Regions from separate parts of the Mus musculus genome. Here regions 2, 3 and 4 are each linked to region 1. A link is a loop called in an ENCODE intact Hi-C map of the cell type or tissue named here. Cell type or tissue: heart. All regions are shown on one strand. Links, peaks and the distances in the headings refer to the core of each region. The heading gives the core; the rest is flanking DNA. Region 1 overlaps Plekhm3 (pleckstrin homology domain containing, family M, member 3). Region 2 overlaps Akr1cl (aldo-keto reductase family 1, member C-like). Region 3 has its middle 16 kb from the start of Gm24788. Region 4 overlaps Dytn (dystrotelin).

Region 1 (7,558 bases), core at 915-5,914:
TGAACTTGCCTGAGGAACAGGAGTTTCTAAACAGCACAGTTCACACTCTTTCTGTTCTCCCCTTCTGGCTTCCCCAACCTAGGAAAAGATGGGAGTCTAAGCAGGGAAGTAGCTTGTGTGCAGGAGTGCGCTCTTGTGTCCTGGAGCTCTATGGAATTTACATACAAAGGGAGGACCTGGCAATGTGGCTGATGCACAGGACACACGTGCTTTGTTCACAGCTTTCTCGGCATTTCTGTGTGGCACCCAGGCCCCTGCGTCACAGCGGCATCGTGTGCTCCCTATGTACTCTTGCGCTTGTTCATTACCTCGGGGTAAAACATTTCCCAGATATGTCTTGCCAGTTGGGTGCCACGTAGAATGTCACTATTTTGTTTTATCTGAACCAGAAAGATGCCACGCTCCCACCCCAATGTGATTGGTTTTATGTGCCTGTTTTCTCATAATTAATTATTACTTTGACTTTTCTTTTTTTCTTTCCAGAACACAAGCAGACATTCCCAAACATCCTGAAGAAGGGTTATCTGGAGATCAGGAAGAACCATGACAGTTACTGGCAGAGCTGTTATGCAGAACTCTCACCCTACAACTTAAACTTCTACAGCCTTGATAGCAGTGGCAATCAAAACCTGTATGCCACATACCAGCTTTCCCACTTCCAGAGCATCTCTGTTTTAGGCAATCTTGAAGCTAGGATGGTAGACACTGTTCTCTATGACAATTCTCAACTGCAGCTAAAGGCAGAGTCTCCATGGGAGGCATTGGACTGGGGGCAGAAGCTCTGGGAAGTCGTGCATGCTGCTGTACCCAATTACATGGGACGGCAGGGTGAGATGGCAAACTCTCCAGGACTCATCCATCATGGTGACTGTGCACAGAACCACTGTTTACAGAAGAAATCCAGTGGGCTGCTGGCCTCCCCTGTCTTGGATAGCCCCAAACAGTACCAAAATATCCTCAAATCAGGGACACTCTACAGACTGACTGTCCAAAACAACTGGAAGGCCTTTACATTTGTGCTGAGCAAGGCCTATCTTATGGCTTTCCACCCCGGCAAGCTAGACGAAGATCCCCTGTTGAGCTACAATGTGGATGTGTGTCTGGCTGTGCAGATAGACAACCTGGATGGTTGTGACTCTTGCTTTCAAGTCATTTTTCCCCAGGATGTCCTCCGCCTCCGGGCTGAGACCCGACAGAGGGCTCAGGAATGGATGGAGGCTCTGAAGACAGCAGCCAACGCTGCAAGGAGTTCTGAGCAAAACCTGCAAGTCACACTGCGGAACAAGCCCAAGGATCAGCTAGATGGCCGCGAGCTGCGGAAGAACAAACGCCAGTCTGTGACCACCAGCTTCCTGAGCATCCTGACCACGCTGTCTTTGGAGCGAGGACTCACTGCTCAGAGTTTCAAATGTGCAGGTATGAAACATTTCATCTAGCCTGATGCTCATGCTGGAGCTTCCTTCCCCAAGCCCTATGTGGCATTTCACCTTTAACCCTTCTCATTCAACAATGTAGATGTTGGTGTTACAATTGTCTGTATATCAAAAGCATCTCTTCTCTAAGAAGTGTACTTACTGCATTAAAAATATGCTGGGTGCCAGGTCAGCTAGGGCTGTGAAGTGAGATAAAATAAATAAATAAAATAAAATAAAATCTAAGTAGTGCACAGGGGGCTAAGTTAGGTTGGAAGCTAGTGTGGGCTACGTATCAAGTATCAGGTCTGTCAGGGCTACTGTGTTACAGTGTGAGGCCTTTTTTCAAAAATAAACCAAACCGAACAAAATCTATCCATCCTAATGCCCTTTGGTAATGTAAACAGAAGCAGCTATGCTTACCTCAGTGAATCACAATGACTTGGCCAATGCCTGGCCAGGATGGGATTTAGGCCTCCTGAGTCAGCAGGATTCTATCTCCTCTGCCTTCTTGAATAATGATCACTGTAACTGTGCATGTCACAGATTGTTTCATGACAGAACTTTGCATCCCAGCTAACTACTGACATTCCTTAGGCAAGGCAAATGTTGTTCCTAGCTAGCAGCTGAAATTGATCATGACCTTGTCAAATCTTGTTCCAGTAGACTCTATAAAGTCAGTATTGAGGACAGCGTGGGGATGGCCAAAAGAGGGTGAAGAGCAGATGACTGCTGAGATAGGAGGGGAAGAAGCCCAGTGTCCCTGGAACACTGTAAGATTGACAGAGTGGACCTCACTCAGAGCTCTTCAACAGTGCTATTCCTCTTTATCCCCATTCTCCTCGCCTCTCACAAACACTGAAATAGGAAGAGAAAGGTGAGAAAAGACCTCCCCCTAAACCAGATTTGTTCACCTACTAAGCTAAATTAAAGTTACCTCCCTTTCATTTGTGATGATAACTTACCACAAAGACAGACTTAATTGGAAGCCTGATGGAGAAATTTTTAATTCAAGCATTGTAGACTTATAAATATGCGTTTAAAAGTGAAAAGATCTCACCACCAGCCAAGAGTTTATGCTCTGTTCTTGCCCTGCATTGAAAAAAGCAAATGGTGATGGTCAGAATGAAAACCTACATTTTAAATTCACTAGAGTCACGATGGCCACCTTTCTATCGGAAAACAATGGACTTTAAGGAGGGTCTTAGTGACTGTGCATAGGAACTTTGCAGTGAGGATGGCAAAAGGGGAAACTCTGAGCCAGAAATACCAGCACAAGCAGATGTGCCACCTGTAGTTCTAACACTGGGAAGGCTTCGAGGCAGGAGGATTGCCAGTTTGAGACCAGTCTAGGATTGATCATGAAAACCTGTCTCAGAAAACAAAAACACGTTGAGAGCCAGCATAGAAGCCATAGGAGGTAATGTGTGTGTGTCTGTATATATGACAAGAGCAGACCTGTGCTGAACCAGTTAACTACTTTTGGAAGTGTTTTTGATAAGAAAATACTACCTTTAGTAGTTTTGGTTTGTTTAATTTGTCATTTATTTATTTTACTTATTCTTGAAATTGTTAGCATTTCAGTGTTTTTTTGGTGCCTATATTATTATATTTTGGAATTCAGGCATTCAGTAATACTCTACTAATTGCTTACAGGATAGGCATCCTGAATTCATAATATACTTACTTGTGTGACATTAGATTGCTGATAGAGTCCATAAATTCCTTGTAATTGGAAAATAGGAGACTAGCCCAGCCTTGTTCTCAAGTTAGTCACTGGAGTCTCTGCCTTAAGAGACTGTATAGTAAGAGAATGAAGAAAGCCCTGCGTGGGCTGTGAAGGCTGCCACTCAGTTAACACTTCTCACCTGTCTCTCAGTTTGCTTCCTGAAGGAGCATGCATTGCCCATATGTTGCATTGCATTGAGTAAAGGGAGTGTTGGAGAGCAGGCCCAGTGCAACTAAAGCTTGGAGAGAGAAAAACAGGGAAAGGCAAAGCGAGGAGCCGAGGCCCGAAGAAGGAAGCGAAGAAGAGGGAAAGTATTACATAATGGGTGAGAGCAGACCTTTCTGGCAGTGTCTGTCACCCAGTTCCCTGTGACACGACGCATCCCTTGGCTGTCTAAATTTGGAGCTTGATAAATCTGGACTGTTGGGGGTAGCTGAGTACGGAGAGCAGGGAGCTCAGCACAGGGTTACAAGTGGAATTGGGTTGCTCGCTTGCGCAGCTGGTGCTTCATGCTTCGGCTTGGCAGTCCGATGGGGTGCAGGTGCGTTTCTAACTCAGAGAGACCGCTAACTTGTAAGTGTGTAACGTACAGTGTACTGCATTCAAGAGTAAAACCAGTTCACTCCCTTTACAGCATATGTGGTTTGCAGGCATTTTCGTTCCCAGTGCTAAACCAGGAAGATTGTTTTTCTGCCTCAGGTTGGGAATTATTCTGTGTGTCCTGTAGGGGGCAGAGTCTCAAAAGAAAAAGAAAAAGAAAAGAAAAGAAAAAGCTTTGTTATACAAACCTGAATGTTTTTTAAATTAGTGGGAGGCTGTTAGTCGTCCAAGAGGTTGCTATAGCAGATGGCCCTTTTAAGGATCCATGCTTCTCTCAGCATTGGTGATTTAAATCACTTGCTTTGCTTTTTGTAACTGTGTGCTGATGACACAGACCGGGTGGAAAAGCAGCTAGAGAACTAGCATGTCTGCCTTCCAGGCTGCCAGTCAGTTTAGCACATTGGACTTCATGCACTCATTGAGAAGCAAATTCACAGACTTTCATGGCTTTAGTGTATCTCTTTAGACTGTTAAGTTTTTAATGTTTACTTAGTCCCTCCCCCATTAAATATTTTGGATGAATAAGGTTGCACTGAGTAGGCTCTTAATTCTGTTGTCATTTGGTTGCTATTTAGAGGAGCTACAAATATTGGCTTTTACATATATAAAATATGGACCGTTGGTCCTGTTTCACTAAATTCTTTCTCTAAGTGAAGACTTCTTAGGTCTCTTAAGTTTTAAACAGTTCCTACAGAGAAAATGGAGCATGACCATACCAGGATGCCTGAGGTTATGGTTTTGAAGCTATATGGGGAGCCATAACTCCATATTTCTTGGCTCATGCTTAGACTTAGGATAGTTGTGTGTGCTAGCTGCATAGCTTCCTTTCCAGCTCCGTGGCTGCTTAGCAAGCCCTTGCTACAGAAGCCTAACCATGTTCAAGTCTGTCTCCTGGGTACCCCTGAGCTCTCCAGAAAGCTAACCATGTTCACGCCAGTCTCCTGAGGACCCCTGAGCTCTCCAGTCCCACCTCCTGACGGCTGAGAACCCATTCCTGTGCTCGTTTGCTTATTCTCTGCTTGCCAAGTGCATGGCTGTGCCTGAGGTCAGAGTGTTAGAAATGTGGACGTAACCCCTTCCCTCATTAGACTGTAGGCAGCTAGGAATGTTAGATATTAAATAATAACATTGGTAACTGCCAAATAGCAGCCACGACCAGATTCACAGATGTGACAGCCACATTCCAGATCCCCGAGCCGTCAGAGGTAGGTAGAGCCAGGTAGGACTGTAGAAGATCATTTCTGGACTATAAAAAAGGCACTCAATGCAGATGAACTTCATGTTTGACCATGACGTCACAGAAAGTTCTTGAGCAGAGCAATGCATGCTGGGCGAGGTGCTGCAGAAGTGTTATTTGGGGATGCTTTTCTATGGCCTCTGTCAAAAGCGTCTACGATAGAAAATGAGGTGTGCTTCTTTAGTGAAACACAGGCTGGAATTCAGCATTGTATTTGACAATAAGGAACCTGTGATTTAAAAATATTAATGCTTAAAAGGTGATTGTTCAGTTTATTAAAATATCTAGTATATGGCCATAAGTGTTTCTAAATTTGGTTTTCATAACTGCCATGTACATTAGATTAAAACATGCTTGTTTTCTTTAGGAATTTGACATGTGTACCTACTCAGCAGATACATCGTTTTCTTGGTTTTGGGGCACACAGTTAAGTTTCCAGCAATTAAGAAACCTAGCAATTGAGTACAATAGTTTCAAGAGCCTGTGACTATATGGTGTGACAGGGATGCAGTGCTCACCTTCAAAACTGTTCCTCGTGAGACTGTTCTGTAGTCTGGGTGTGATTTGGATGGCCCACTTAGGGCAGTGCTCATGAGTGGGACTGAAGTTGAATGTGGGAAGGGACCAAGAGTGGGCTTAGGGCTGCCTCCGGTGCTTCCCTCTGCCGGTTTTATGGTCTGTTCCCTGGCTGCTGTTTAACCTCTGAGGACTGCTGTTGGTGACTGTGCATCTCTGGCATCAAGAGCTGTTGCTTTCCTTTTTCTTCCCCTGCAGCCCTGGGAGGGGTAAACTCAAAGGGGGGAAAAGTTTTGCTGTGAATTCTTCAGCCATTTAGTGCAAATTCCTGTAATTACCGGCATTGTGTCTCTTCTGAATGGCACATAATACAGCAGAAGCCATTCCTAATTGAGACCTTACAGGAGGTACAAATCCCCTCTTTGTTCAGCCTGACAAATTAGTGCCAGAAAGTGGCAGGGTCCGAATGGGAATCAAAGGCAAGAAGCACAAAGATGGGACTTAAGGCTACAGTAATAACCCTCTCTTGTCCTGAAGGAAAAAAGTAATGACCAATGAAAATGAAGGCTTTTTCCTCCCTCTGTGTGTGTGTGTGTGTGTGTTGTTGTTGTTGTTGTTTGTTGTTGTTATAAATTCCCTTGACAGGACAGCACCTCGGGGCTGCTCTATTTATTTAGTAAAAGTGATTAAATAGTAATACAACAGGGTAGCCCATTGTTTCCCTGGGCACCCCCATCTCACAGACCCCTGTTGCCTTGGCTAATTGATTGACAATGAACCTCTGAAAAAGAAGTTTGTTGTTAGGACCTGGGATGTGGAGCATCCCTGCACCCTGCTGTGTGCGTGCCCCGTTCATTTTTGTGTGAACTGTATTCCAGTTTTCCTTTGCCTCACCTTACTGCTTCTTTCCTTCTCCCTTTGCTCTCTCTGTCTTGGTTACTTCTCTGCTCCCCTTTGCTCCCAGACACAGACAAGCAGGTAAGGAAGAGTTAGACTTTTTTAGTACAGGCTTTGCAGAGATCTATCTTTGGGGTCAGCTCCCCGTTCCTTCTGGGGGTCGATAGAACAAGGGGGAAAAGGGATTGCACGTGCTTTCTGCTGTTTTTAACGTGTGGGAATGGTTGTCTGGAAGTTGTGTTTGCTCTAAGATTCCCCCCCCCCCCAAATTCTTTGCTCAATTGCTTGAAGGGAAAAAAAAATGTCCTTATACCAATAGCATTTACATGTTGGGGGAGGGGGATTTGGAGGCAGAAACAAACCCCTTTTTCAGTGGCTCTCAGTTCCTGAGAAACCAGACTTGATTACTTGAAGATCAGATCTGGCTGTTTGTTGGTGTAACTCAGGACCTTAAGGATGCTGGAAGCTTTGGGAAGACAACCAAAGGCCTCCAGGCAGATAATGAATGCACCCCCACCTTATATATGCTCAACTAGCTAAGCTGAAGATAAATCCCTAATTTAACTCTGTTACAGCTGCAAAAACAAATCATTTTAAGCCCCCAGGAAAGCAAAATATGTTAAACAAACAGTATCGACCTCACTAATACCACATGGCATTTCGTGTGATAAATGAGGGCATATTTCTGGCAAGTGCCTGTTTTATGACATCGTTTAGACATAAAGGATACCTTCATCCTAGCAATACAAGCATCCCTGATAGAAAGTATAGAGAGGTTAATTATTCATTCGGTAGCTACCAGTTTGGAAGTAAGCAACAGTTCTTTCTGCCGTGGGCCTCATTTACTTACTGGCCTTGAAGTAAATCCCGTAGAGTGGTAGTTGTTGAGAAAAAGAAATTGAGTCTGATTGTATGTGTGGATCTCTTGGTTCCCAGGTGCAAAGAGGAGCAGTTACACATTTTACTCTTAGGGAGAAAAGTATAAATATGTTAGGGAAGATTTGATTTTACCCGGTGCGAAAAATTAGGGGGTAATTTGGTGTACCAAAGTGGCAGGTCTTCTAAGGAAATGAACTTGGAAAGGAAGAGGTTTTTGTTTGTGTTTGCTATCCTTTTATTTACTGCTGCTTCAGACTTGTCTCCCTTTTGGTAGGAATGGTAATAAAG
Region 2 (7,558 bases), core at 1,120-6,119, 90 kb before region 1:
TTTTGTTATGACTAACAAAATGTTTACTATGCAGCCATTTTGTGGCAATAAGACAGATTATATAGCCAGTAAATAGAAACATTCTATTGTGGTAATGATCAGGAGAGTCATTCCTTCTACAATCTGAGCCCGCACTACCGTTTCAGTATTTCTGCTCACCCCAATTATCCATTTTTGGATGAATATTAACGCGGAAGCCTTTGTTGTGACATCGCTCAGAGGGAGCAATGTGGGAGATGCTGTGGATGTTGATCAGCATCACCTCTGGTCGACGTCGACATCACCGTCAACCCACACTGAACTGGATGGAGAGGGGTGGCCATGGTGTTTTGTGATACTTTGAAGACAATAAAGTTTTGGTCTATGAGGTACATGTAACCACCATGTCTTTTATTTGTATGGTCTGTTTCCATCTGAGTCACTGAAGTAAACTAGAATTTGAGTGTTGACAGGGAAGGGAGTGAGCAGCCATCTTGCAAGGATTAGCGGTTGGGGGTGTGGAGTTGAAAGGGGACTTGAACAGTCCTCTGCTTGAGATGCATGCATATGTTGATAGGTTTACCATATAGACAAAAGAGAACATTCCTCCCAAGAGCCAGAGTTGAGGGTTGAACCTAAAGTCTACGTAAATAAAGGGATTCGTGCCAGTACTGCTAGGAATTAATCAAGAGGCTGAAAACCAAATTCACTGACAGGTGAAAAACTGCTAAATACTTACGCTGTATCCAACTTGCTTAATTTTAGAAATAAACTTGAATTTGATATGCATTATCATTTCAAATATTTTTATTGATTATCATTATTATTGTGTGTGATGAGTGTGATTGTGGGGACATGAATGGCAGCGAGAGGACAACCCAGCGGAGGGGGTCTCTCCTTCCACCATGTATCCCGGGACTGAAGTCCGGCTTGTGTGACAAGCTCTTTTCCCAGCTGAGCCACCTTGCCAGCTCTCTTTCAAATATCTCAAAAATGACACAAGTATACATGTAAAACACAAAATAATCTCAAATTCATTATTCGTGATGCACTATTTAAATGGTAAATAATGCATTTAAGACAAAGTCTTCAAACTTAAACCGTTTGAAAACAGCAAATAGATGTAACAGGACACTTTCAAAAGCCATTAGCCTTTTGCAGTCTCGTTTACAAAAGCGCACAATCATTTTGAATAAATTCAGGAGGATAAAGTTTATCAGCGAGTTTTGAGGCTCTAAACCTTCATTTCATCTTGCAAAGCACAAGACAGTGCCGTGAGCAGTAGTCAACAACAAGGGTTGTTAAGGACATGGGTACTTGTTTTTTTTTTAAGTTATTTTATGTGTATGAGTACACTGTAGCTGTCTTCAGACACACCAGAAGAGAGCATCGGATCTCATTACAGATGGTTATAAGCCATCATGTGGTTGTTGGGACTTGAACTCAGGACCTCTGGAAGAGCAGTCAATGCTCTTGACCACTGAGCCAGCTCACCAGCCGTGGACATAGGTACTTTTAATCATGCCCTTCTTTTGGCAAGTTTTGTCATGTCCCAGAGCATTGGTTCTCAGCCCTTTGAGGTCACATACCAGATATGCTGTCTATCATATTTACATTAAGATTCATAGCAAATCAACAGTAGTGAATTAGCAATGACATAATGTTGTGGTTGAAGATCTCTACGCCATGAGGAACTGTATCTAAGGGTCACAGTGCTAGGAAGGTGGAGAACCACTGTACCAGAGGCTTTCTGAAGCCACCACCCTCAGGAGACACATAACTACCCAACCTGCTCATCCCACATCACATCCATGTACCTGAAGAATCCCTTCCTTAAGTGAGAGGAGGCATTACTTTCACCTGCCCTTGAATCTTGGGTTAGCTTTTAAATTTACTATCTCTCCTGATGACCGCAGATGTATTCATGGGTTTAAGCACCATCTATGGACTGAGAAACCCTAAGTCAGTATCCATAGCACAGCTTTCCCAGATAATACTCCACAGCCTTGCTTCTATGTAAGGGACACCTGGAACTTGGTATTTTTCAAAACAGGCTCCCTTGTATCCCTACTACCTGCCAAATTTTTCCAGTCATGGTATTTGTAGACTTTATGAATGATATTCAGTCATTTTACCCAAAAGATTGGACTTTGTATATTTTTACATTTTACTTGTACTCAAGAGATCTGAGTAAAAAAAAAAAAAAAAATCTTAGAATGCATCAGAGATCTTTGTAGCTAACTTAGATACAACACAAACACACAGACTTTGAGGCAAAGCACCTACAGTTGGAATATTATCAAAACTTTCATTTTGATACTAACTCAAAATACCTATGAGTAAATTTAACATTGACTACAGAGAAAATAATAAGATATTGAAGACAAATACTAAGATTTGAACAAGTGGAAGAACATGCTTTCTACCGCTGTAGTAAGGAAAATTGCATACTGAAATAAAAATGTACATAAAGTAATATATACTTTCATACAATACATTTTATAATCTAGTAGTCTTGTCTTTAATAGGATATGATTTACATCAGACGTATACAAAACATTAATGAATAACAGAAAATTTACAAAAATATAATGGAATCTTTTTTCACTGGTCGTGACCATTCTCGGTTCAGGGGACTTATCTGAGTGGACATGAATACCTGACACCAGGGAGTTTAAGTTGCCTTTGGATCTATTTGTCATGCCCACAGCAAACAAGCCTTTGTGAGGTTAAAGAACCCAAAGCCTTCCCATAAATCAGAATGTCTGAGAACATTAGAAGGGTTGGTTTTGGTTTTGGTTTTGTCTTGTTTTTTGTCTCGGAGACAGGGTTTCTCTGAATAGCCCTGGCTGTCCTGGAAATCACTTTGTAGACCAGGCTGGCCTCGAACTCAGAAATCCGCCTGCCTCTGCCTCCCAAGTGCTGGGATTAAAGGTGTGCGCCACCACCGCCTGGCTACTTTTGTTGTTGTTGTTGTTGTTGTTGTTGTTGTTGTTGTTGTTGTTTTTCGTTTGTTTCTTTGTTTGTTTTAGAAGGTTTATTACATGAACACAGTTCCCTGAAACAGCACCATTGTAGGAAGCACGAGAAAACCACTAGGTGGCGCTAGAAACCTCCCACTATAGGCAAGCATCAACGCTGCTTTCCCACTAGAGGGAAACAAGTAAGTTTGGTGACCTTATGATTCATGCTCACTCCGCTTCTCACAGGGCACGGTCTGGAGATGTCTAAACTTTCCAGATATGTCTTGGTAATTTGGAGTTTACGTGAGAAAAAAATCAGTGACTGTTTTGTAAATGTCACAGCTCTGCTGCATAGAGATTAACATCCTGATTAATACAGCCCACCATGTGGGGGGTCAGCACCTGTTTTGGCAATTGGTATACCTGGGAAATGAATATAGATCAAGGAAAGCTGAGGCCTGGGTTGGGAGGACACATATTTCCATCACATTTAAATGAACCATAGTAAAGATATATTATAAAAATAGTTAACAATAATGCCTCCAATCAGAGAGCTAGATGCCCCAGTTTTGTGGGCAGGAACAATGGAACAAATTCCTCATGTCTGGGGAAGTGCCCAGGTTAATGTGACAGCGGGACCGCAGAATAAGTTACATTTATATATGAGAGCTTTTTAACCAGTCTTTGATTGGGTAGTGATATTACTTGTGCCTTTTGTGTTATTGGGTTCTGCACGCTCAGATTTCTCAAAAACCTACTTTTAATAAGGGTTCTCAAACGCTTCAACCCCCGCTTCTAGTCCACCATCCAAACGTAGGAGAGAAAGGATGGTAAATAGAATAAGGGTGTGTGGACCTGTTTAGAAGTTGTTCTTTGGGGCCATTCCAATCTCTGTGATCAGGGAACCAGCATTCCAGTTTGGTAGTATCAGGATGCCAAACATGAATCAGCGGCAGTGGCATCGCCTAGCAGAAACAGCCAGGCCTCTCTCTACCAAATCAGCACATGTCAGTGGGAGTGACCAGGACCAGCTGGGACACCAGAAGACGTTCCCTGCCATGCTTCTCTCAAAGAAGTGAAAGTCAGCAAAGACGTGAGACCAACAAAGTGTTACAAGGCTAACTGCGAGCCCGCTGTTACTGTCTGGTGAATCCTGTTGATACTCTCTGCAAACATCACATGTCCTCCCACAGGTCTTACCTCAGCAAAACACCATGTGAGTTTGTATCGCATCACATCAGGGCTCTGGAAATGTCAAGAAGAGCTACGTGGGGCCTTTCCTCAGAGTCTAGCCAGGGAGTCTGATCCATAACTGATATCAAATGTGTTGAGAACAAGCAAGAGAGACTTATCCTCAGTACTACCATTTTGTTTTCAGACTCCATTTAACGGACAAACTGAACTTAAGCTCTCAGGCCCTAGGGCAGCTGGGGACTCCCCAATAGGCTGCACAGCTTCTGTTATAAGGAAACAGTTGTCTGCGTCCAGACATCTCAAGGACAATGTCTCCACCTTGCTGGCAGGGTCAAACAAGTTCATATTCCCAGTCCCAGGGACCAACTTCCATCCTGATTAATGGAAACTCCCTCGCTCAGCCCCTCATGTCAAAATACAACCAGGCAATGCTATAACCCACCCTATTCCCCCATTGCTCTGTGGTCTTATTCTTTAAATATGCTGTATCCCTTCCAGATGATAGTCCAGCTGTTCTGCGGCCCTTATCGATTAGTAAAGGCTTGATGACAATAAATTTCTGTCATCTGCATTGACCTGGTGTTTGAGTTCTGTTGGATGCATGATGGATTTAGTGAGACCACAACTAACTGCGGTTACTGTGAAGCGTTGTGGAGACACAGGGCAGGAAACATGTGGGCTCCCCTTGATTAGGTATGAATTCTGGGAGGGAGATTTTCTATTTCGCTATAAGATAACTTTTGAGATGTTTCATAAAATATGCATGAGAATATAACAATAGAACAGAAGGACATTGATGCTGGCACCATGGCAACACAAGGGAGAGTGTGGTCCACAGTGGGCAATGTGGCTGTCAGCATAAAGGGGCGAGTGGAGGCAACAAGCAGACGGGACACTAGGAACGTAGAACCGAATGCCAAGAACTTCCAGATAATGAGGACCCGTGGAAGGCTTCTAGCCATCTTGGTACACTTGGACCGTGCCTCCTTATGGACAAAGAACTGGTAAAGAGGAGGAAGGGACCAAGCTAGACCAGGGAGCCTGGGAGCATTTGCAGAGAGTTAAGCCAAGGGCAGCGGCACTTGTCCCATTAAAAAGGAGGCAGCTGGCTCTAATTCCTGCCTCACAGTCTCAGGAAATGGAGTGTAGGGTGGCTAGTCACAGTTACTATGTATGTTTACGGTGTAGCACAGACCTTGGAAACAAAGTACTCCTTGTAGGCTCTTACAGCTTCTGAAGTTTCTTGTGTATTGTATTATTAGCCAGTCAGTGTAGTATTCTCCATTTCATAGATCAGAATTGAACTTTTCTTTAGTGTCAATGCACTACAAATAACCACTTTCTCACTTTTTAAAGAACTCAATTCTGCAGTTTTTGTTCCCATCATAATACGAACAAAGTTATTGAACTTTCTTCCTGGGAACCAAACTGACAATGAAGGCTTGATATGATCTGGGAATAAAGTGGTCCCCAGATGGCTCACTATTGGAGAGTTGACCACCAGGAGGTGATGCTATTGGAGACTATCTGGGGCTTTATAAAAGGGGGACCTACCTGGAGGAGGTGAGTTTCTGGGGTGGGGGATGGGCTTCTTATTGTTTTGGGTTGATCTCTGTTCTCTCTCTGCTTCCTGTCTGCCCCTGGGTGGGCAGCCTACTCCTCCACCGGCTTTTCCCACCACAAAAGATTGTAACATCTCAGTTCATGGACTCAACTGAGCCTCCCTCCCTTGAGTGGTTTATGTCAGAGATTTTTGTCATAACAGATGTACAGGACACCAAATTCAGCAGCTCTTTTCCCTAAAACTGTGTGCTAGTTTTGTTTTGTTTTGTTTTGTTTTAAATGAATCTCTTATTTTCTTGCATGTCTGTTCAAGTCTTTCTTTTAAAATTTTTATTGCTTTAAAAATATTTTTTAGGAACTGGAAAGATGGTTCCGAGTTTAAGAGCACTGACTGCTCTTTCAGAGGTCCCCAGTTCAATTCCCAGCAACCGCATAGTGGCTCACAACCATCTTTAATGAGATCTGGTGCCCTCTTTTGGCCTGCAGACATACATGCAGACAGAACTCTGTATATATAATAAATAAATCTTTAATAATATTTTTTTTAATTTTTAATTATGTCTGTGTGTATGAGTCTGGATAGGGGTGTGTGTACATGAGGTGTCCACGGGCAGGGATTAGATCCCGCCAAGACTGGAGACACAGGCTGTTGGGAGGAACCTAACCTGAGGAGCTGGGAACTGGGCTCAAGTGCCCAGCTATGCATGCTGTTAACCACTGACCCAACGCTCCAGTTTTTAAAATTACATTTTTATTTACTATTTTCATGTGTGCTTACGTATGTGTACCCACCTGAACAGGACGCAGCACACATGAGAACCAGCTTCAGGAATCAGTTCCCTTCCTCTACCGTGTGGGTCTCAGGGATCCAGTTCTGGCCGTCAGTCTTGACAGCAGGGATCTTTCTTTACTTGTTGAGCCAGCTCTCCAGATTTTTTTTTTAACGGTTAAAGTCTTGAAAATACATTTCTCTCTCTTTCTCTCTCTCTCTCTCTTTCTTTCTTTTTGTTGTTTTTTGTTGTTGTTGTTGTTGTTGTTGTTTTTGTTTTTGTTTTTCAAGATAGAGTTTCTCTGTATAGCCCTGGCTGTCCTGGAACTCACTTTGTAGACCAGGCTGGCCTCGAACTCAGAAATCTGCCTGCCTCTGCCTTCCGAGTGCTGGAATTAAAGGCGCACAACACCACGCCCGGCTGAAAATACATTTTCAACTTCAAAAGTTTTCTAGTTTACATTTTGAACAAGAGTGAAATTTTGATGGCATTTTCAATCACTTAATGTAAAATTAAAACCAAAGACAAAGGTGAGTGCTTAAAATAGAAACCTAGGGCTGGAGAGATGGCTCAGCAGGTAAGTGCACTGACTGCTCTTCCAGAGGTCCTGTGAAGTGGAAACTTAGGGTTTTTTTGGCGAGTCAGTTGTGTCAGATGGTGTTTTGCTGGGGCAAACACATGAAGGAGTGTTTTCCTGAAGTGCATACAGGTGAAAGGATATCTTGCTAAAGCAAGCACGTGAAAGGATGAGTGATGAAGGATTCTTTGCTAACAGCACATCATGTATTGTTTCACCTTACAATGAACTGCTGAGCTCCGTTTGTTGTGACTCCATAGAGAGAAATGCACCAAAAAACCTCTGGGGTGTTCTAACGGCTTCTTGCCAATTCCTCAGACTCAGGCTGATTGGCAGAATGATACCAGCTGAAACAGACTCACATGGAATTTTGCTAAGACAGACCCACATGCTAAGGCAATACACGTAACAAGGCAAGACCTGTGGAGGACACGTGATGTTTGAAGGGAGTATAAACAGGACTCAATGGACACTGGTGGAAGCTGGCTTGCATAGCTAGCTTTGCAACACAT
Region 3 (7,558 bases), core at 1,318-6,317, 66 kb before region 1:
CAAGCTCACGGGAGGTAAGCCGGCTTGCGCCTGTTCCTCCGTAACTGCAAACATTAGGCAACTGGTCCCAGCTGTCCCTATCTCCCAGATTGTGACAACTACCATCTTCCTTTCAGCTTCTGTGAAATCCACATGTTTAGATTCTGTGAGCGGGTGAGACTGTGTGGTACGTCTGTCTTTCTGGCTTATTCGATACAACGATCGCTAGCTCTGCCAGAATTTCATTCTCCCTTCGGCTCTGGTGTTTCTTGTGTGTTTGTGGCACACTTTTACAAATCCATCCATCACTTAGTAGGCATGCAGGTTGCTTATAATTTTTTGGCTATTTCTTGAATCGTAAATGGGGTGAATGGGGGTTGAAAAATGTCCCTTTAAATTTTGTTTTTAAAAAGATAACTTTAGGGCTGGAGAGAGGGCTCAGCGGTTAAGAATGCTTGGTGTTCTGCCAGAGACCAGAGTTTGGTTCCTGTAACCAAGTGCCTGTAACTCAAGTTTCAGGCAGTCTGATATATGCCTCTAGCCTCCCATGCATGCATGCGCACGCACGTGCACACACACATAAATAAAAATGAATATGAAACAAGATAACTATTAAGTAGAGGCACAAGCCTGAAGTCTTAGCACTTGGGAGGCAGAGTCAGGAGGACGAGGAGGATCAAGCAACTCAGGGTTACCGTCAGCTACAGAGTCTGGGGTCAGCCTGGGCTGCAGTTCAGGGTCATCCTAGGCTACAGAGTCCAAGGCTAGTCTGGGTTGCATGAGACCCTGTCTCAAACCAAAGCCATAACCTTTAATTTCAAACATTTGTCCTATTATCATTTCATTTAATTCAGCGATTATCTTGCATTAAGTTTCCTTGTTTTCACATTCTTTGTTACCCATTGTCTTTGCCAGGTAACAATCATTTTCATACATCATTGGAATGCCAGATCATTCCAACCTATGTATGCCAGTACAATAAATAAACCCCAAACCCATGCATTTATCAGCACCATTTTATTTTTGGTTTAGCTTATTTGGGCTCTGGTTTTCCAGAACATATTAGAAACTTTAACATGTTTTTTTTCACAGTAGAAAGGTCTCAGTATTTACCACAATGGGCAGTCACTGCCAGTTAAATGTCTTTGTGTTAGCTTGCTCTCTGTTGCTGTGGTCTATGATCTAATACTCTGGTCAAGCCAGCTTAAGGAAGGGAAGGGTTAATTTAGCCACATTGTAGTCCATCACTGAGGTAAGTGGGGCAGGAACTGAAGCAGAGGCTGGCCCTGAAGGAACATGGTTTACTGGCTTACTCAGCCCTCTTTCTTAAACAGCCCAGAACCACCTGCCCAGTGGTGGCTTCACAGGGACCTTCAATGTCAGTCATCAACCAGGAAAACTGCCCACAGACTTGCCTCACAGGCATTTAGACAGAGGCAATTCTTCAGCTGGCATTCCATCTTCCTGGATGACTCTAAACAAAAACTACCCAGCAAAACATGGAAAGAAGGCACTAAAACAAAAAGACAAAATAAACTGACAAAAACAACAACAACAACAAAAACCCACCACAGGATAACTTAGAAGATTTTGGGAATCTCTTCAGAACTGTAATTTCTTCGTCAAGAATTCTGAAGATTGGTGTATCAGGAGCAAGCAGACACTAGTACAATGCCTGAGACATTCTGCACATAGGTCAGATAGGTGGGGGGAATGGCTGTTGCTGTGTGATCTATTTCCACTGCTGTGATAAAACTCCTTGTTTTATGCTGTGATCAAAAGCAATTTAGAAGCCAGGCATGGTGGCACATGCTTCTAATCCTAGCACTCAGAGGTAGAGGCAGGAAGATCTCCATGAGTTCAAGACTAGCTTGGTTCCTTCACATGGCAAGTTGCAGGTCATCCAGAGAGTGTCTGTCTCAAAACAAAACAAACAAACAATGACTTAAGAGAAAGAAAGGCTGTTGTTAATGCTTGCAACTCCAGGCATGGTCTAATATGTAGGGAAAATCAAGGCAGTAGGAACTTGGAACAGATCACAACATCACATCATTGTCAAGAGCAAAGAGAAGTGATTGCACAAATGCTCATCTGCCTGCCTGCACTCAACTGGACTTGAGCAACTCTTACAAAGCTCAGGCCTCCTGAATAGGGAGTGGAGCCACCCACACTGGGCTGGGTTTTCTCAAATCACTTAAATTAATTAGAACAGTCTCCTGCAGGTATGCCCACAAGCCAAAACCAGTTTAGACAATCCTTCATTTGAGAGTCTACCCAGGTGAATCTGGGCCCCAAACCAATCTATTGCTGAGAACAACCAAATGAAAGAATACTACTCAGGTTCCATGCCAGCGGGGAGAGTTTGAAGGACCCTGCGGGTGTCTTTGCTCTGCTGTTGTTCCATTACTATGGTTATTATAGCACAGTAAATCCCAGTATAGTAATAATGAACACTCATGCTATCTGAATGGTTCCCTGGGTGATTTTGAAACCCTGGTTTTCCTATACATATTTAGCATGAGTTAGCATTAGAAAACTTGTTTTTTGTTAAAATTGAGATTTAAATGTTGAGCTGGGGACAACTGACAGGAATTTATGCCAAATCATCCCTTCCAAGAATAGGGACTGTGTTAAATATAGGAAGGAGTTTTGCAGCTTATCTTAGCATCTAGCAAGGTCAGGCTCTACCAGGATACCTGCTTTTATTACTCCTTTAACTATTCTTTCCTATCTTTCTTATCTTTTTCATGTAAGGCTCAGAAACAACGTGCTCAGTTCTATAAGAAATAAAGAAAAATAAAAGAGAGGCAGGAGTTCTTCCAAAAAACCCAAGATCAGTTCCCAGCACCAACATCAGACAATTTACTGTCACCTATGACTCCAGCTCCTGGGCAGTCCAGTGCCTCTGGGCTTGGCAGGAATCTGCACTCATATGCATAGACTTACACATCCATATACGTAGCTAAAAATAAAAATAAATAATCTAGCCATGGTGGCAGACATAGATGGATCTCTGTGTATTCCAAACCAGACAGGGCTAAATGGTGAGACTCTTCCTCAAAATAAAAAGAAACAAAATAATAATTAGTGTTACATATTTTCACTGGAGTTGCGATAAACTAACTTGGAAAGAACTGACATTTCTCAAGTCTGATAACTGCTAGATATTTCAAATGAACGCACACACACATGTGCATTGGAATCGCAGAACCCGATCCGAGGATTAAATTGGAAATCACAAACCTTACTCAATCCTTTCAGCACTTAGTTTATAGATGATGTACATTCAAATCATTTGTAGAACAGAGTGAGTCTCCAGCTTCAACAAGATAACCACCTACAGGGGGCGGCATGCACTTACGTAGAGGATTGCAGGCTGTTTCACAGCATTTCATACAGCATTGTTTAGGTGCTCAGCTCTGCACCACAGAGATTACAGCCTAAATACCCACAGGCACCACGGAAACGTTGACTCATGACAGACATGCAGCATGTCACTTAGCACAGCTGGCTTCCTGACATACTGTCCCCAGGCATCCCAGTAGCCTTCATTCCCAAAATTGTTCACAGGAGAAGAAAGGATTAAGATGAAATCATAAATTCATTCCACAGGTATATGTGTTGAGTCGTTCATATAAGTAAAGAACTACTTCGAGAAAGGGTAATAAGAAAGACCACAGTCTTCCTTGCACAGTTTGCCTTCCAGAGACAGAGACAAAAGGCAAACTCATTAAATAGTATATTATAATTTCAGCTCATGATAAGGAGCATAAAGGCAAAGGAAGGAGAGGAGGCTCAAGATGCTATTTTCAGTAAGGTGTGTGTGTGTGTGTGTGTGTGTGTGTGCGCGTGTGTGGGGGGGAAAGCCCTCCTGCAATAGTGCATTTGAGCACACTTGCATGCTGTGGGAAATTAAAATAATTGGTGGTAGATGTATGAATAAAAGAACACAAAACAAGGAGAGTCCTTTGTGCAGGGTCTATGTACACACAGGGGACATCTGGAGAGCAAAAAGTATCATGGAGATCCACGGAGCAGGAGAAGAAATGGGAGAAGAGGCAGGTCAGCCATGTCTACACAGGGTAGGCACTGGAGGTGAAAGGAATTTGCTCTGCATTCTGCGGAAAGGATGCCTTTTTAGCCGGGATAGAGTGTGCATGGTCTGATGGACGCTTTGCATCTGGCTGCCATGGTGAAAATGGGTGGGAGTGAGGGTCAGAGGGAGAGATGCATCGAAAGCCATTGTGCTGCTTATATAAGAGATATTGCGGCTGAGACCCTGAGACTCTGAGACCCTGAGATGGAGGGTCTGATGTGGAGGAAAGGTAGGAAGTCAAGGAATGACAGATGCTTTGGAAAGACAATGTGAAGAGTTGCTGGTGGGCTGAATTCTGGCATGAAGAGAAGAGAAGAGAAGAGCCACGGGTAGATGGTCTTTCAGACTTGGAGAGTTTGGAGCAAGAGAACCCCTTAATCAGGACAGACTTTTCCCACTCAGTTTCACTGTCTCGGCATAAGCTCTATTTTCTGTTACTATATTCCTCCCATTCCAATCAGTCTTGTTTCCAGGAAAATCTTTAAGATGTATAAAAATTTGTAGTAAGTGCTCATTGGATCCTTTCTCAAGGTTTCAAGCACTAGCTTTCTGTAGCAGTGATTAAAGCAATATTAGTGTTGAAATTAAAAGGCCTTTGAGGCTGGAAAGACGGCTCAGCAGTCAAGAGCACTGGCTGCTCTTTCAGAGTACCCAGGTTCAACTCCCAGCACCCATATAACTCGAAACTCTCAGTAACTCCAGTTCCAGAGGATCTGACACTCTCACACAGACATATATGTAGGTGAAACACCAAGCACATAAAATAAGAATAAATAAGTCAGTAAGAAAGCTGATGGGTCCAGTTGATTTGAACTATAATCAAGTAGAGAGAACAATGCCAAAAGACAGTCGTTCCCAGTAGTTCACACTTGGAGCTGAGGTGACCGTCTAACTAGCAGCAGGTTCTTCTTTGCTTCCCTGGTTGGCTGAGTTTCGTGTTACACCCAAGCCCTGGAGGCATCTTTGATTTAGGATCATAGTACCTTCCCTTAGCGTCTGCCCACAATGCTCCAGGGACCTTACCCCATGTGTGATACTGTGGTCTGCCTTGCATATTGTTTATTTCCAGAAAGTGTCCCATAATCCCCTAGGTGCAATTGATCATTGGGTTTTGTTTGTAGACCTATGAAAAGTCGTTTGTTTGTTTGTTTGTTTGTTTGTTTGTTTATATTGGATATTTTCTTTATTTACATTTCAAATGTTATCCCCTTTCCTGGTTTCCCTCCCTCCCAGAAACACCCATCATATCCTCCCTCTCCCTGCTTCTATGAGGGTGTTCCTCTACCCACCCACCCACACCCACCTTCCTGCCCTCGGTTCCCCTACACTGGGGCATCTAGCGAACCTTCAGAGGACTTGAAAGGTCTTTAAAACAAACGAAATATCTTAATGAGGCCTTCAGTGAGTTGAGGGCTAGGAAATGCTTTCCAAGACTTAGGTTAAAAGTACATTTTTACCAAATGTTCAGGTAGAATCAGCCAATCTGTCCCTGGCTGAGTGGGATCCACCACCATTTTGTGAAAGAGAAACCAGCCACTTCATTCCCAGCACCAACTCATACTAGACAGAACAGGGCTGGTGTCTACAGCTGATTTGCAACATAGATTATTTCATAGTTTATAGGAAAAGAACAGGAAGATTGGGCCAGGTATGAGCAATTTAAACTGTTGAACACACTTATCTATTTTACGTGTAGACATGAACATGTCAGGTCATGCGTGGTGTGAATCAGAAGGCAGCTGTAGAGAGTCAGATCTCTCCTCCCACCATGCGGCTGGCTCCCTGGTCCTAACTCAGGTCTTCAGACTTGGTGTCAGGCACCTTTGTTGGCCGCGCCCTTGCCCTTTTACCAGACCTATGATTTATGTTTTTAAGCATCAAATATGGAGTTTCCCCTAAAAACAAAAAAACATTTTCCTTATGTAAAAAATAATGCAAACTTTATAGTAAAAAATATTTAAACACAAAAACATTTTTCTTTCCTTTGAGGAAGGGTCTCATGTATCCCAGGCTGGTCTCCAGCTTACTACATAGCCAAGGAATACCTTTAAATTTCTTCCTCCTACTTGCTCCAGAGTGCTGGAGTTATAGTCTTGTACCACCACACCCCATTTTCTGCAACACTGGAGATCCAACCCAAGCTAGATAAACGTTCTACCAACTGCACTACATTACCAGCCAAAAAAACTATGAACAAGTACAGCCGCTCAGAGATCACCAGTGCTGTTATCTTTTATTTTACATACCACTATATGTGCGTGTGTGTGTGTGTGTGTGTGTGTGTGTGTGTGTGTGTGTGTAGAAATCATCTTTAGGAATAGTAAGCTAGTTCTATGCATTTATTATTTAAAATAACATGATTTTTAAAAATTTTACAAAATCGATTTAAAAAAAAAAAGTCAAGTTAAAAGCCAGCTGAGGTGGAGGATCTTTGTGAATTGGAGGCCAGTCAGGGCTACACCATGTGACCTTGTCTCAATCTACAGCAAACCCCTGTGAGTTATAATAAAAGGTTGTTCACTATGGGCATAACAATTGCTTTTCATTTTCAGTGTGTCTTATACTTATTATCTCTTGATATGTTTGTATTCGTTATCAATATGCGCTATAGCTAATGTTACTAACATCATGACTGGTATTGTTGCCATAATAAGAACAGAGCAAAGGTTATCTTGTGGGGAGACATAAATCCTAGCTCCACGGTTTCCTCAAGTAGCTACATCCTGGGCCGAATAAGGCCTGAGCCTTTTCTAATTTTAAAAATCCTGTTTGAGTCTTATTTTGGAATACAGATACTTACTGAGATGTATTTGTTAAGATGCAAATTTTTTACTTTCAAATATTTTATCTGCAATAGTCCTATTTTCATGTTCAGGGAAAAAATGGATCATATTCTGAAGAAAATTCAAAGGCTTTGAAGATAGGGCCTATTTACAGAGACCAATTTGTTTCTCTGCATTATTTTAACGTGTACCTCTCCTCGACTCCCTCCAGAAGCCTCCCAGGCTGGGAGGCTGGGGAAGTGGGGGTGGAAGAAGCCCTATTACCATGGAGATGGATGAGAGCAAATGGTCACATCATCAAAAGCAAACTAGAAACGTACAAAGCTTTTGTGATGCTGATCCTTTTTCTTTTTTTAAGTAAGAAGAAGAAGAAGGGAAAAGGCACAAATAAAAGGACAGATCTCTCTCATTAAATCCAACACTAATTTAGTAATCAGTGTAATAAAGCTACCCTTGAAAGCCCGCTGTGGGGAAAACAGTGCAACAAAGACGCACAAAAGGTTGCTGGCTGCCAGGTGTCATTTCCAGGTACTCCAAGGACATTTGCACTCCTGTTCTCTCCGTTCTCTTTTCTTCACCGTCTGGCCGTCTTCACGGTGGATTCGAACTATCCATTTAGTCACCCTTGTGTATTATCCAAATATTTTGAAGGAGGGAAATTGCAGGAAAATAGCTCTTTATTTTGTGATTCTGAAAAGGC
Region 4 (7,558 bases), core at 1,627-6,626, 1.3 Mb after region 1:
GTTCTAAGACAGCCAGGGCTACACAGAGAAACAGTGTCTGGAAAAATGGGGAAAAAAAAAAAAGAAAGAAATGAAAGGGAGAGAGAGAGGGAGAGAGGGAGAGAGGTTAGGATATAGGTTTTGAAGAGAAGGAAAGAAAGAAATGAGAATCCTAGGCCAAAGACGAGCCTGAGTTATGATTTATGGTCAGGGGTATGCAACTATGCAAGGGGTGAAACCCCCCAGACTAGCTAACAAGTCACAAGGGGCCCGGAAGGGAAGGAGGTCAGAGCCCCAGGGCTTCTCATTGGCCCATTTGGTCCCTTTCTCTTCTTGTATTTCCTGATCTTCACCAGTTTAGATGTGAAACACGTTTCTCATGGGCTGAAACAGGTCTGCTGAGTCCACTAGAAATCTTCAAATCAAGTTTGAAGTTTGCTGAGAAGCTAGGTTGAATTCACAAGGGATTTGGAGAAGGCAACGAAGTTTGACTCATAAAACCCTCTTTACGTATAATAGTTTGAAACAATGAACCGAATCAATGGGGAAACAAGCATGCAGGACCAAAGAAATCTTTATATTATAGTGAAAAACAATCTTTTCTTATAATGGACGGTGTCAAAATATGGATGTAATTTATCACAGTGCATGCATTACAATAATTTAACCATTAAACTACAGAAAGGTGTTCTTTATATAACCATTGTGTGTCTCAGCCAGATAGAGAATTAATTCGAAATTACATAAAGTACAATTTTTTACACTGAAATAAGTTTTTCCCCTCATAATCACTATTTTATAAGATTGAATATCATGGTTTTTTTTTTTAATGTGACTTTTAAGTGACTTGCTCAGGCCACCAAGAAAATAGCAACACGTATAATGAAATGTGTCAGAATTCTGTATAACATGCCTTTGTCTGCTGAAAAAAAAATGAAGTTAAACTTAGAAAGATTGTCGGTGAGCTAAGGATGGCTGACTCCAGGAATGTCGGTGGCTTCTTTGAGAGAAGTCTCTTAACACTTGTTTTTATATATATATATATTATAGCCTTAGCCTTAAACTTGTGGCTTTGGCTCTCAAAACTCAAGCAACTGCTTTAGTTCCAAGGAGACAGATGAAGAAGCAACCACAGAGCAGAAGTCACCATGGTGCTCAGAAGGCACAGGAAGAATGAAAGGTCCACTCACTCCCCTATGGGGAGAAAGGGGGTCTGGGACATGGCTCAATGGATAAAGCATTCACATTGCAAGTGTGGGGACTAAGTCCTCTTCCTCAGAAGCTATGGGGAAAAAAAACAACTGGAAACAGAGTCAGGAGGACCCCTGGGGGTTGGTGGCAAGTCTAGACAAATGGGTCAGCTCCAGACTCTGTGAGAGACCTCATCTCAGAAAATAGCATGGAAGAGTTATTGGAGAAGGCATCCAACATCAGCCTATAGGCTCTGTGGTGTGGCAGGACTCAGGAGGGAGAGAGGGAAGGAGGGAGGGATGGATGGGGAAGACAAGGCATAAGGATCAAAGGTTGTCCCTACTACAAGAATTAAGTTCTAGATAGATGGGTTCTCATTTATGTTCTATACAAAATAAGTCATAGAAGACTGAGATGAGATGGTAGAAAAAGCTTTGTTAAAATTATCAACAAACTAGTTGTATTATCCACTCAGCCGTCTTTCTTGTAACTCTGAAGGTGATTTCAGAACATGAAGGAACACACTTAAGGGTAATTAGCATACTGTCCAGACAATTCCCTGTAACTGTCAACAGTGCTGCATAGTTCATCAAATAATCCTTATTAAAAACCCTTGTCTTTTCCATCTTGTACATTGTGTAACAAAGGGGAGTGCCTTCCCACTTAAAGTGTGCTGACTAATTTTCAAAGCTACACAAAAGTTTTGCAAGGCCAAGAAGGCACCCCTTGTATGTTTGTGGGTGCTCATTCTCTACTTGAATATCACCTGTTTGCTCTCCTACTGAAAGTGGCATAAGCTGTTCTTCCATTTCAATTGGCAGATACCATTGTCTAAAGTGCCTGGACTTTGACATCTGTGAGCTGTGTTTCTTATCTGGTCTCCACAAAAATTCCCACGAGAAGTCACACACTGTGATGGAGGAATGTGTCCAGGTAACATCTAAGGCAGTGTGGAAAAAAATTCCCTGCCCCCTTACTGTCCTTACAAGACATTACATTTAAAAACCGTTCCTTCTGAGCCGAAGGAGATTGCAACCCCATAGAAAGAGCAACAATATAAACTAACTGGATTCATTGGAGCTCCCAGGGACGAAACCACCAACCAAAGAGTATACATGGATAAGTCCATGGCTCCGGCTACATATGTCGGGCATCAATGGGAGGAGAGGCCCTTGGTCCTGTGGAGGCTTGATGCACCAGTGTAGAGGAATACTAGAGGAGTGAGGCAGGAGTGAATGGGTGGGTGGGTGAGCATCCTCTTAGAAGCAAAGGAGAGAGAGAGATGGGATGGGGGCTTGCAAAGGGGAGACCAGGAAGGGGACAACATTTGAAATATACATAAATAAGATAACTAATTAAAAAGAAACTTTTCTTCTTTCAGTTAACACTTAAGACACTGGAAAGGGCCGGCTTAACCATCAACTTTTCTCAGTGTAAAAGGGCTCCCGTGTGACAGAATAGTAGTATGCACTGTAGGAAAAAAGTCATAATGACTTTTGTTGTTTTTTTTTTTTATGATTGATACATGCCATGAGATTAAACATAAATGTGCTTTGTTTACATCTCAGGTTTTTATAAATGTTTTTGGGAACAAGAAAAGGCTTAATGGGCTACATTATGACCATTGATCTCATGCTATCTACTAGGAAACATCTGTCAAAGTTACAAGGAGCAGGCATTAGCACCTGGAATGGATGAAGAAGAAGAAGGGTGTTGATTTGCTGGAGATGACACAGCAAACCTTCTGGTTGTGGTCATTCTTTGTAAAGGCTTTAATACGACTTTCCCCGAGTCCTAGATTTCAAGTATCTCTTTTCTTTCCCTTTGGAATAAAAAGGAAAAAGAACTTAACTAGGTTTTTGCTGAAAAAGTAAAACTTCACAACTCTCGATTCTTTTAAAGAAAATCATTAGTAATCAGCAAGTGCATTTAAGTCTAAGAAAAAAGAAAAATACAAAAATACAAAAGCATTTTGCTCTTCTTAGGGGGGTGGGTGGCAGTTGGGGTGCCTGAGGAGTGAGAAAACATTGTCTTTTTTAACCACTGATTTCGGGTGAATCTGTACAACGAAGTTCCTCTCAGCATCACTGTAGTGAAGGCTGCAGTTGGATTGCTTTCACCAAAGGCAGCTTCCCAGTTCTTTCCGATTCTCTCTTCAAGATCAAAGTCCATCCAGGAAAAGCAGGCGCCTGAATTTTTCCAAATACGTTTCCTCTGGAGCATACACAGCCTTGCTAAACTGCTCCAGCTTTGCCTTACTTAGTTCATTGCTTCGGAATACCTTTCTGGCCCTGGAAGCCTGCGACTTGACGGTGTTATAGTGACACCGTGTGGTCATCTTGTTAATAGACTTTTATTCTTAAGAACTGGAGTCCTCAAATTGAATATGGTTGTTTCTTTTCCCTGAAGTTGCTTAGGTGGGCAGGATGGGTGGATTTAGGGTCACCCACTACCTACTGAAATTGTATACAGTAGCAAACTGGGGAGGGTGTTCCTAGACATGAATCCACAAGTCATCACCTTATTCTTAAAGGAACCCACATCTCCAAATGTTAGCAACCATAAACTCAGTCCGATGTCCCTTCTTACAGTTTTTAGAATCCCCATTCTCTTTAAGAAGCAGTTATTTATTGACGCAGTTGGGGAATTCAGCCTGGAGAGTTGTGCTACATGCAGGTTTATACATGAAGGGTATGAGGAAATTCTAGGAGCAAGGAAGATTATTTTTCCCAACCACCAACAATAGAAGAAATAGCTAGCAAAGCTTTGATAGTGCAGCAGGTCATTACCAATGGATAAGGAAAGATCAGGCTTGAACTGATCTGATGCTCTTTAATTTTTTTTTTTACTGGCCTGATTTTATGACTTTTATTCATTTGTGTGCGGGTGTGCATGTGTGCCAACAGCCAACACGTGGAAGTCAGAGGACAAGTTGTGGACACCAGTTTTTTCTTTCCACCATATGGATAGAGGGTCAAACTCAGGTGGTCAGGTTACCCAGTGAGCCATCTTGTCTACCCCTCAAGGGCACCTTTCAATATTGTTCATTTCCACAGATGTCAGCAACAGAGAATACAAAACTCCTCTTCAGGAGTCTCAGAAACAACCTGCCTCAGAAACGCCAGAGGGTAGGAGCTGTGGGGAGACAGTGGCTGCTGGACCAGCTGGCTTCAAGGGACTCAGCTAGCCACGGGCCAGCCAGGTGCGTAGTGTGGGTGCTGCTGACACAGCCAGCATAGATTACAGCCACAGGTTTTCTCTCTTCTAAGTTTATTTTCATTACCGTATGTTAATTATATATCATGGGTTTATTATAGTATTTTCATACACTTATATATTTTACCATTATTTGCCATTTTACCTTCTCTTGTCTCCTATTCGTCCTGCTACCCCTTTCCTTTTCCAGAGTCCTCTTTCTACTTTCATATCTTCCTCCTTTCATGTTTCGTGTTTGTTTCTTTCTCACCCCCCTCCAACCTTTAACTGAATATATAAATCTCTGGGAGGTGTGGGGTCTCCAGAACCTCTCTTCCCCTGGTCACGAAATGCTGGTGGGGCCAATCCTGAGCAGGTCTCCTGTGCAGATCGTCACCGGTGGCAAGCCTGGAAGATGGTGGTCCACCCCTCCACCCCGTTCTCTTTCTTTTAGATCCTTTCTGCTTCCACTTCTGTGATATTCCCTGAACCTTGGAGGAGGAGATACACAGGCTGAGAACTCAACAGCTACTAATTCTCAGTGTTTGGATCATTCGTGAGGCCCAGCAGCAGATGTTCAGCTAAGGCCTCTATGGAGGGCAAGGATGGGAAGAGGGTAAAGATGCAATTACTTTTTACAGCCTTTAGGTTTATAGAGAACTTAGAGGCAACAGTGCCACGTAGTGGCCACGAAAGTAATTGCTCTTGCAAGGCATCAGGGGCTTAGAAGATTGTTTGAGTAACTGCTCTGCAAGTGCTATTTGCACTTCAACACCGGTGAAACCAGACTTATGCTATAGATGAAATTTCTCATTCTTCTGTTCGACTGCCCTAAATGGTAAAGCGTCCCCTGTCATTAACCTCCAAATAATCATTACATTGTGTTCTGTTGTCTTGTCTTGCTTTGCTTTTTTTGGTATGAATTCAATGTGTGACCCAGGCTAGCCTCTTAACTAACCACCCATTTTATTTCACCTACACAGTGCTGAAATTACAGATGTATTCCCACCACTTCTGATGTAAACTATAATTTTTGGGTGTGTGTGCATATATATATATGCACGCACACACACACACACACTCATATAATATGTGTACAGATGCCCATGTGTTTTGGGGCACAATCACATGTCAATATGGAGGGCAGAGGAAAACTTCAAGTGTTATTCTCTAGACACTGTCCAAATTTTTCCTTTAAAATGTTGTATTTATTTATTTGCATGTGTATGGGGTTTTGTCTGCAGTGCCATATGCATGCCCAGTGTTCATGTATTCCAGAAGGGGACATTGGATCCCATGAAACTGGTGTTGCAATGTTTGTGAGCTGCCAGGGTGCTGAGAATCGAACCCCTGTCCTCTGGAAGAACCCAGTGCTCTTAACCATTTAGCCATTTCTCCAGTGCCCCCTCCCCTTGTTTGTGATAGTTCTCTCTCAACTGGCCTGAAACTTGCCAAATAACGTTGCTGTCTATCCAGCCAATGAGCCCAAGAGCCTCTGTCTCTTTCCCAGTGCTGGGATGAAGGTACATGCCCTCACACTGGGCTATTTAAATGAGGGGTTGAAATTCAGACGGAGAGCCTCTTGTGTGTAAGGCAAGCAACTCTACCCACTGAGCTTTCCTCCAACCCCACAAGCCATCATTTTGATAGCTTGCTCGCATCCTTCTCAGGAGCATTAGCAAGTGTGCATTCTTAGAATCAGGGTGAAGGAAAATACAAACTGCTGGAGTTTGCTAGGAGCTGGAACAGACAGAGAAGCCTTGGCCTCATCCAGCAGCATGGGGCCTTTTTACTGTGACTTACTTTCTTCACCTCATTGCACAAAAGCCTGTCTTTCACTCTCTCAACATAATATTTGTGGGGACAAGATCAACAGAGGGGATTTCAAGGGCTGTACAACACTAAAATTCACTTAAACTCTTTGTATTATATCTGATCTACTCCAGGTATAATAAATATGGCTAGACCCCCAGATAGCATTATGTAGTTTTCAGCTTGGTCCGGGTATTCATGAACTCAGAAACTCTGACTGGTCACCAGTCTGGGAAAGGAATGTGCATGTTATAATTTCACAAATATGATCACAGGCAAAGAGTCCCCCTTGCTCCCTATTAAGCTGGCAAATCAGGGATGCTCATCTTCTAAGGTAATGCTTTTTGCCACGTGACAGCACTGGATTGGTTTAATAATTCAGCAAGCAATCTGCACGAGAAGATGCCTCCTTCCTTTTGCTATAGATTTGCTTTACACATGACTGTGCACATCAACAATAACTTTTATTTATAAGAGCGTAATTGAAAGTGAGATGTCAGACATTACCCTTATTAAATATTTGGGGGAAGTTCTTGCAAATGTAATAAAAAACAAAATTAAAATGCCGAGGAAAAGAAGATGAAAACACTTGCCTCTGCAGTTGATATAACCCCCTAGGAAACCAGAGGAACTTAGCAGAAAACACTAGAATTAAGGCTTTGATTGATAGTAGAACATGAAAGAAATTTGCATAAAATTGACAGCTCTTCACTCTCCTAGCAATAACCAGCTAGAAATTTCATGAAACTCTCATTTACAACCTAGATTATTTTATAGAGAAACTATGGGCAAGCTTAACAAAAAGAGAGAGAGAGAGAGACATAGAATAAAAATTATGCTATGTCAGTAAGTATGAAAAACAAGATCTAAACAAACAGAAAGTGTGCCAGAAAGCTGAACGGGATAACATTAACATAGACTAAAATGGCATGAGCAGGGAGTGGGTCATAGGCCTAGTTAAGAAGGGTACCAGAGGTCATAGATTGGCTCGGGAATGTATTGGCCTTGTTCATGGGCAGTCCTGGGCATGAGCTAGTCTACAATGGAAAGCTTGGGTGGGGCTGAGGCTCCCACAGCTGTCCTGCATCCTTGCAAGCCTTGGCGGAGTGTATCATCACATGATTGCTGTCCTTCTACCCAAGACTCCGTGAGATTAGCTTTGTTTTCATAGAGGCCAGGCTCGCTTCTCCCCAGTGATGACAGTGAGGTTACAATCTTTTTTAACAGGTTTATTTAGCATCATATTCTCTCGTGTGAACTACCTGTCTGTGGCGCTCAAGCTACATACTGCTTATTCTACTTTATACAAAACAGTAGCTTCTAGGCTGCTTCCTGCCCTAAGCAATTCATTTTATAATGCAGGGATTTATACAGTGAAACT

The links. Peaks named below come from ENCODE experiments on the same cell type or tissue, not always from the same donor. Only the 100,000 strongest peaks of a DNase experiment are listed, where the experiment ranks them.
Region 2: a loop joins it to region 1, with 2.8 times the contacts of the local background. A loop is called at or near these places in 2 of 42 quality-filtered maps.
Region 3: a loop joins it to region 1, with 2.2 times the contacts of the local background. A loop is called at or near these places in 10 of 42 quality-filtered maps.
Region 4: it touches region 1 in a loop (3-fold over the local background); 2 of 42 quality-filtered maps call a loop at or near these places.

What each region holds. Positions count from the first base shown.
Region 1 is chr1:64,915,408-64,922,965 of GRCm38, reverse strand. Plekhm3 (pleckstrin homology domain containing, family M, member 3) reads left to right here. Exons shown (of 8, transcript NM_001039493.1): 3 at 484-1,416. Among named protein-coding and RNA genes, the nearest start is that of Gm51628, 32 kb to the right of the region's middle. In heart, for the core only: a CTCF peak has its summit at 3,860 (motif pointing right); a DNase peak (open chromatin) is centred at 3,565; H3K4me3 peaks cover 295 bases; H3K27ac peaks cover 286 bases.
Region 2 is chr1:65,005,898-65,013,455 of GRCm38, reverse strand. It overlaps Akr1cl (aldo-keto reductase family 1, member C-like), which reads left to right. Exons shown (of 10, transcript NM_027582.4): 10 at 147-378. The coding sequence ends at 189. Among named protein-coding and RNA genes, the nearest start is that of Gm24788, 8.2 kb to the right of the region's middle. In heart, for the core only: a CTCF peak has its summit at 3,091 (motif pointing right); no DNase peak of the experiment used is centred there.
Region 3 is chr1:64,982,137-64,989,694 of GRCm38, reverse strand. No RefSeq gene overlaps it. Among named protein-coding and RNA genes, the nearest start is that of Gm24788, 16 kb to the left of the region's middle. In heart, for the core only: a CTCF peak has its summit at 3,318 (motif pointing right); no DNase peak of the experiment used is centred there.
Region 4 is chr1:63,655,684-63,663,241 of GRCm38, reverse strand. It overlaps Dytn (dystrotelin), which reads left to right. Exons shown (of 15, transcript NM_001081658.1): 9 at 1,992-2,103; 10 at 4,227-4,372. Among named protein-coding and RNA genes, the nearest start is that of Dytn, 27 kb to the left of the region's middle. In heart, for the core only: CTCF peaks have their summits at 3,502 and 5,056; no DNase peak of the experiment used is centred there; H3K27me3 peaks cover 675 bases.